Regions from separate parts of the Homo sapiens genome. Here region 2 is linked to region 1. The links are chromatin contacts, found by Hi-C or POLR2A ChIA-PET in ENCODE. All regions are on one chromosome and are shown on one strand. The core of a region is the stretch at or near the end of the contact, and the rest is flanking DNA. Distances in the headings are between cores, read along the strand shown.

Region 1 (3,256 bases), core at 610-3,109:
TAATTACAGCCTCTTGTACTAATTTTCAAGAATAAATATACAACTAATCTCTCGTAAATGTAAACTGCTGCCTGTACACGGTCTCACTGCTGGGCACCGGAGTTTTATCAATATTGTTAAAACAAAAAGTGCATAAAGATGAAGGGAAATAATACAGGTCTTTCTTCTAAAACAATGGGTTACACAGCAGTTTTAATTTGGTGAGTTTTTAAATCTTCAAAATAATTTACCAGCTCTTTGCTGCTTTTATCTTGCCCAGACGGCGTTAACAATTCAGCTTTAAGTATAACATATTTATTTTAAAAACTTTTTATCCTGAAAGCTCAAATTTATAAAAAATTGAAAGAATAGTATAACTAACTCTGATTTTTGAAAATTAACACACTCATTCCAAATTTACATTTTCAAATTTCATGCTCTTGGGGATTAAGAAGTATATATCCTTGCATGTATGTAAATGAGACATACTTCTGCTGTATTCACAAGAGTATCATTAGTCAGTTATTTGTGTACTGGTAACAAATCCTAAGTATTTTAATACCATAACAAGGCAGGAAGCGAATGCCATTATAAATATACACGTATCATTCTCTTTCTCTCCAGTGTGAGGCAATGTGGTAAGGCAATGGCCAACTGTAAGACAGTCTCAGATCTCTAGTCTAGATCTCTAGAAACTGCTGGGGAGAAGCACACCCTGTTTTTTATTTTACAAATCATACTAGGATACGTTCATATTGAAAGCACTTTCAAACAATAATACAATTTTAATTTAAAATACACACACACACATATATATATGAATGTTTTGACACCAGCCTCCAGAGTCATTGGGTGCCTAACATGGGACAGTAGCCAAGATACCCCTCAACCAAGTTGGAGAACTTGAGCGGTAAAATTCCCCCCAAAACCACCATCCAAGCTTGCGAGTGTCCCCCTCGAGTCCGCGGTCAGCAGGGTGCGCCGCGGGTCCCGGGCCCGGAGGCCGAGCGGGCAGCAGGGGCCACGGTGGGCCGGGGCCTCCGGAGCTGACCAGGCCGGCCGCCCCTCTCCCAGCCCTAGAGCGCGAGGCCAGCGCTGGACACCCGGCCTTCCGCCCTGGAGTCGAGCCGTGGACGGCACCGGAGCCACTGCGGGGTCGCTTCCCGGGCCACCGAATCCCGGGGCCTCCTTTCGCCCCGACGCCTGTCAAGGGCGGGTCCGGAGCGGGGACTCGTCCGGGCGCAGCGGGAGTGTGTGGCGGGGCGCGGAGCCGGTGTCCGCCCGCGAGGGGCCTTCGCCGACCCCCGGGCCCCGCCGCCTCGCGTCCCCCCGGCCCAGCCCACTCCCCGCCGCCTGCCGTCGAGGTGGCGCCACCGACCAGGGCGGGCCGCGGGCCCGGCTCACCTTGGGGCCCTCAGAGGGCACGCGCGGGTCGTTCCACGTAGTGGTGCGGCTGTTGTGGTCCACGAAGAAGGGCCAGCCGGTCTGCGGGTCGATCTTGATCTCCCATCCGGGGGGCAAAGGGTCGCGGTCACCGTTGCCGGACGCCACCTGCATCATGGGCGAGTGGGTGGCGGCGCTCATGCTGGGTTGGGGTCTGCCCGCTGGGGCGCGGGTGCGGGGCGCTGGCTCCGGGCGCCGAGTCTCTGGCCGGGCCGCCGCCGTGGGCCCCTCTCCGCCGCCGACGTGTCCGGGAAGCCGGCGCCGGGCACCTTTATGAATTAAAGGCGGGGGTGACGTGGCCAGAGAGGGGTGGAAGTGTCTGGAAATAGCCTCCTCGCTGCCAGAGGGGAAGGAGGAGATAAAGGGAGGTAGCAACTGGCCGGCTAGAAACTTCTGGTCCAGTCCAGAGAAGTTGGCCGCGGCCCGGGGTTGGATGCGGAGCTCCGCCCTGAGTCATCGGCTATAATCGCGGCGGGCGGGGCAGAGGAGCGGGGGCGGGGCCTCGGCCCGCTCGCCCCTCCCCCACCTCCTCCCGCCCCTCCCCCTTCCGACTCGTGCGCGTGCCCGGGCCGGAGTCGCCGCGGGCGGGCGCGGGCGCGGCTTCGGGGTCCGCCTGCGGGTGGGAAGCCGGACGAGCTGGACTGGGGCCGTCCTCCGTGCGCCCCGGGCGGGTTTCGGCTTTCATAGTCGCTCTCTCCCTCTCCTTTGCGCCGAGTGAGTGTTCCCGGGGCCGGAGCCCGTGCTCCCCGTGCCTGCCGCCCGTCCTTCCTGTACAAACAAAACCATCTCGCCCACCTCCACCCCCTCCCCCATATATGATAGCCGAGGACCCTGAGGGCTGTCCGGGAGGAGCGCGGGGACTCTCATCTGACACCGGAAGGAAGCCAGGGAGAAAATGGAAGTCAGTGCAAACTCACCTGCCTTCCTTTGGAAACTTCAAGAAAAAAAGAGATTGTATCAACTGATGGCTTTTAGTCTCCTAGACTAAAAAGAAAGTTTCGTTGCAGCTTTAAAGATAAATCACATTTTCTTGGGTCTGGATCTTTTTTATGGTAGAGATTGGTTCTTGCTATCTTATATCTTGACCCTGATTTGGGAAGTAAAGACCGAATAACCATGACATTTTTTGTTTGGTTTATTCAATTGCACTTGTAACCTGTCAAAGGAGAAAATTACAACACATTTAAAGATCTTTTTTGTTGTTGTTGTTGTTGATTTTCATTTTTTAACTTTTATTGTTAAAGATCTTATTTGTGATTCTAGAAATTGGGCAACATCTCCATTAAATTAGAATAAGTGCTCCCATGAGCTGAGCAGAAGAGGTTGGTTTTATAGACAGAGAAGGGCTGAAGAAAGCAGAAACAAAGAACCAAGACTGGATTGGTTGTTTCAAAATTACTTTCCTTGTAAGGAGGGGACAGAGAGACAGAATCATAGAAAAATAACTGATGAGGGCTTGCCACCATGGCTCATGCCTATAATGCCAGCACTTTGGAAAGTCAAGACTGGAGGACCTCTTGAGTCCAGGAGTTTGAGACCAGCCTGGACAACACAGTAAGACCCCCATCTCTGCATAAACAAAAAATAAGCCAGGTGCAGTGGCTTATGCCTGTAGTCCCAGCTACTCAGGAGGCTGAGGTGGGAGGCTCATTTGAGCCCAGGAGTTTGAAGCTGCCATGAGCTATGATTTTGCTCTTCATGCCAACCTAAGCGACAGAGCAAGACCCTATCTCTTTAAAAGAAAGAGAGAGAAAGAAAGAGAGAAATGATTGAGAGAAATGTAACATCAGGTTACATACTTCAGATTACTGTACAGTTGACCCTTAACATGGGT
Region 2 (3,194 bases), core at 583-3,082, 530 kb after region 1:
CACAGGCTCAGAAACAATCAATACCTTTTGTTTTGTTTCTGTGACAGGGCCTCACTCCGTCGTCCAGGCTGGGGTGCAGTGACGTGATCATGGCTCACTGCAGCCTCCACCTCCTGGGCTCAAGCGATTCTCCCACCTCAGCCTCCTGTGTAGCTCAGGCTACGGGTGCATGCCACCATGCCTGGCTAATTTTTGTATTTTTTTATAGAGATGGGGTTTTGCTGTGTTGCCCAGTCTGGTCCTGAACTTCTGGTCTCAGGCAATCTGCTAACCTCAGCCTCCCAAAGTGCTGGGATTACAGGTGTGAGCCACCATGCCCGGCCAACATTATCTTTTATGTGTTCACAGAGCTAATAAGTTGCCCTCCCAAGATTTTAACTCAGGTCTTTCTGACTATGAAGCCTTTGTTCTTTTCATTACCTTATACCTATACTCTGCCAACCTTAATTTTCTCATTCATAAAACAGGGTAAAAATACTTCCTTGCAGGGTTCTTGTTATGAGTAAATTTAATAATTTAAGGTATCTTACAAAATGCCTGACATACAGTAAACCCAACACGAATGCTAAGTCCTCTTGCTTTTAAAGAAGGACCTGGCCGGGCACAGTGGCTCATGCCTGTAATCCCAGCACTTCAGGAGGCCGAGACGGGCAGATTACGAGGTCAAGAGATCGAGACCATCTTGGCCAACATGGTGAAACCCCATCTCTACTAAAAATACAAAAATTAGCTGGGCGTGGTGGTGCGCACCTGTAGTCTCAGCTACTCGGGAGGCTGAGGCAGGAGAATTACTTGAACACGGGAGGTGGATGTTGCAGTGAGCCAAGATCGCGCCACTGTACCACTCCAGCCTGGTGACAAAGCGAGAGATTCTGCCTCCAAAAAAAAAAAAAAAAAAAAAAGGACCTAATGGCTGGGTGTGGTGGTTCATGTCTGTAATCATCTCAACGGAGGCAGGAGAATCACTTGAGCCTAGGACATCGAGACCAGCCTGGCCAACATAGTGAGACCCCAGAAACCCCATCTCGACAAAAAATATAAAAAAAATAAAAATGAAAAAAATTTAAAAGGACCTAATAACAAGTTAGATTTAGTAAACAAAAAATCTTTAAAAATCTGTATGGCAGGTGGGGGAGCTGTTAGAGGGGACAGGGCCTGGCAGGCACCTCCTGGCCCTGAACTGACCCTCCTGGCAAAAAAATTATTAACAACAACAAAATCTACATTTATTTTGGCCGGGCACAGTGGCTCACACCCGTAATTCCAGCACTTTGGGAGGCCAAGGCATGAGGATCACTGGAGCCTATGAGTTTGAGACCACCCTGGGCAACACAGCAAGACCCCATCTCTACTAAAAATGAAAATAAAATTTAAAAAATCTATATGTACTATCAAAGTAAGAGTCTTTGTCCTGCTCTAAAACTTTTTAATTAAAACAAGAAAAAAAAAAGAGTCTTTGATAAAACTGAACAGAAGGAACAATTTACCTGAAACGGGTCAGCAAACTATGGCCCACAGCCTAGCTGCCTGTCCTTGAAAATAAAATTTCATTGACCACAGCCATGCTGAGTCATTTATGTACGTGTCCTCCATGGTTGCTTTTGTGCTACCTAGGCAGTTGAGTAGTTGGGGCAGTGACCATATGGCTCACAAACCTAAAATATTTACTGTCTGGCAAGGAAAAGTTTGCTAATCCCCTGCTCTAAAATAGTCATAAATAGTCCAAATCAGTAACCTTGAACTACTAGAGCTAAACAGAAACTTCAGACCAAAGGTGGTATTTCACCACATGCTATTTATAGCAAATGTGCAACACAGCAGAGCACACAGTAACATCTAGTGCTGCGAACTGTCTGCCAACAAAGTTAACACTTTTTTATAATTAGAGGTGATACCTGGTGAACTCCTGGACCGCTTCTATCTTGGGGTGATACACCACAATTCTTTTCTTTAGCATCAGTGCTGTGTGTAAGATAACAGTTTCCATTCCAAACTGAGATACAATGTCTTCAAAAAAGAGAAATTGTAATGTTACTGCATTACACATCATGCAAAGAAATAAAGATTTTTTTTTCTTTTTTTCTTTTTTCTTTTTTTTTTGAGACCGAGTCTCACTCTGTCACCCAGGCTGGAATGCAGTGGCAAGATAGTTGCTCACCGCAACCTCTGCCTCCTGGGCTCAAGCGATTCTCCTGCTTCAGCTTCCCGAGTAGCTGGGATTACAGGCACACACCACCACACCTGGCTAATATTTGTATTTTTAGTAGAGACGGGGTTTCACCATGTTGGCCAGGCTAATCTCGAACTCCTGACCTCAAGTGATCCACCCACCTCAGCCTCCCAAAGTGTTGGGATTACAGGTGTGAGTCACAGCACCTGACGTACAAAATTATTTTTAATACAGAGAATTTAGGCAAATGTTGTAAAGCATACAAACACTTTATTTGGTGGAAGAGTAGATCTATCCTATGTCAGCTTCCCAGGACGTGTGCTCTGCCCCGCAAGGGACTCTATGATGGGATGCATAGAGGAAGCTAGACTCACAAAAAACTGAAACAACTGATGTGAAGGGAACCAGCATCTTTCTGTATCATTAAAACTTCCTGATTTAAAAAAAAAAAAAAAAATGTCTGCCAGGTGCAGGGTGACTCATGTCTGTAATACCAACACTTTGGGAGGCCAAGGTGGGAGGATCACTTGAGCCCAGGAGTTTGAGACCAGCCTGGGCAACACAGGGAGACTGTCTCTAAAAAATGTTTAAAAATTAGCTGGGGCTGGGCACAGTGTCTCACACTGTAATCCCAGCGCTTTGGGAGGCCTAAGCAGGCAGGTCATCTGAGGTCAGGAGTTTGACACCAGCCTGGCCACCATGGTGCAACCCCATCTCTACCAAAAATACAAAATTAGGCTGGGCACAGTGGTTCACACCTGTAATTCCAGCACTTTGGGAGGCCGAGGCGGGTGGATAACCTGAGGTCAGGAGTTCGAGACCAGCCTGGCCAAAATGGTGAAACCCCATCTCTACTAAAAATACAAAAATTAGCGGCCGGGCGCGGAAGCTCATGCCTGGAATCCTAGCACTTTGGGAGGCCGAGGCAGACGGATCACCTGAGGTCAGGAGTTCGAGACCAGCCTGACCAACATGGAGAAACCCCATCTGTACTAAAAATACACAATTAGGCAGGCGTGGTGGC

The links. Hi-C counts contacts between places; a loop is a spot of excess contacts on that map. ChIA-PET counts read pairs that join two places held with the same protein, here RNA polymerase II (POLR2A). Pooled maps may share reads with other maps.
Region 2: a pooled map shows a loop between it and region 1 (4-fold over the local background). The contact joins the enhancer-like site here to the promoter of BAG3 in region 1. A Hi-C loop is called at or near these places in 8 of 50 pooled maps. POLR2A ChIA-PET finds 5 or more read pairs at or near these places in 6 of 52 experiments (AG04450, CD4-positive, alpha-beta T cell, SK-N-SH and 3 more).

What each region holds. Positions count from the first base shown.
Region 1 is chr10:119,649,983-119,653,238 of GRCh38, reverse strand. It overlaps BAG3 (BAG cochaperone 3), which reads right to left and starts at 1,859. Exons shown (of 4, transcript NM_004281.4): 1 at 1,384-1,859. The coding sequence starts at 1,563. RefSeq lists a silencer at 1,807-2,106 and enhancers at 2,307-2,386, 1,767-2,721.
Region 2 is chr10:119,119,154-119,122,347 of GRCh38, reverse strand. DENND10 (DENN domain containing 10) reads right to left here. Exons shown (of 9, transcript NM_207009.4): 5 at 1,896-2,007. Among named protein-coding and RNA genes, the nearest start is that of DENND10, 17 kb to the right of the region's middle. RefSeq lists an enhancer at 1,497-1,791. Within about 2 kb of position 1,832, at least 7 of the 41 ENCODE cell types and tissues checked have a DNase peak (open chromatin) inside an H3K27ac peak, as active enhancers do.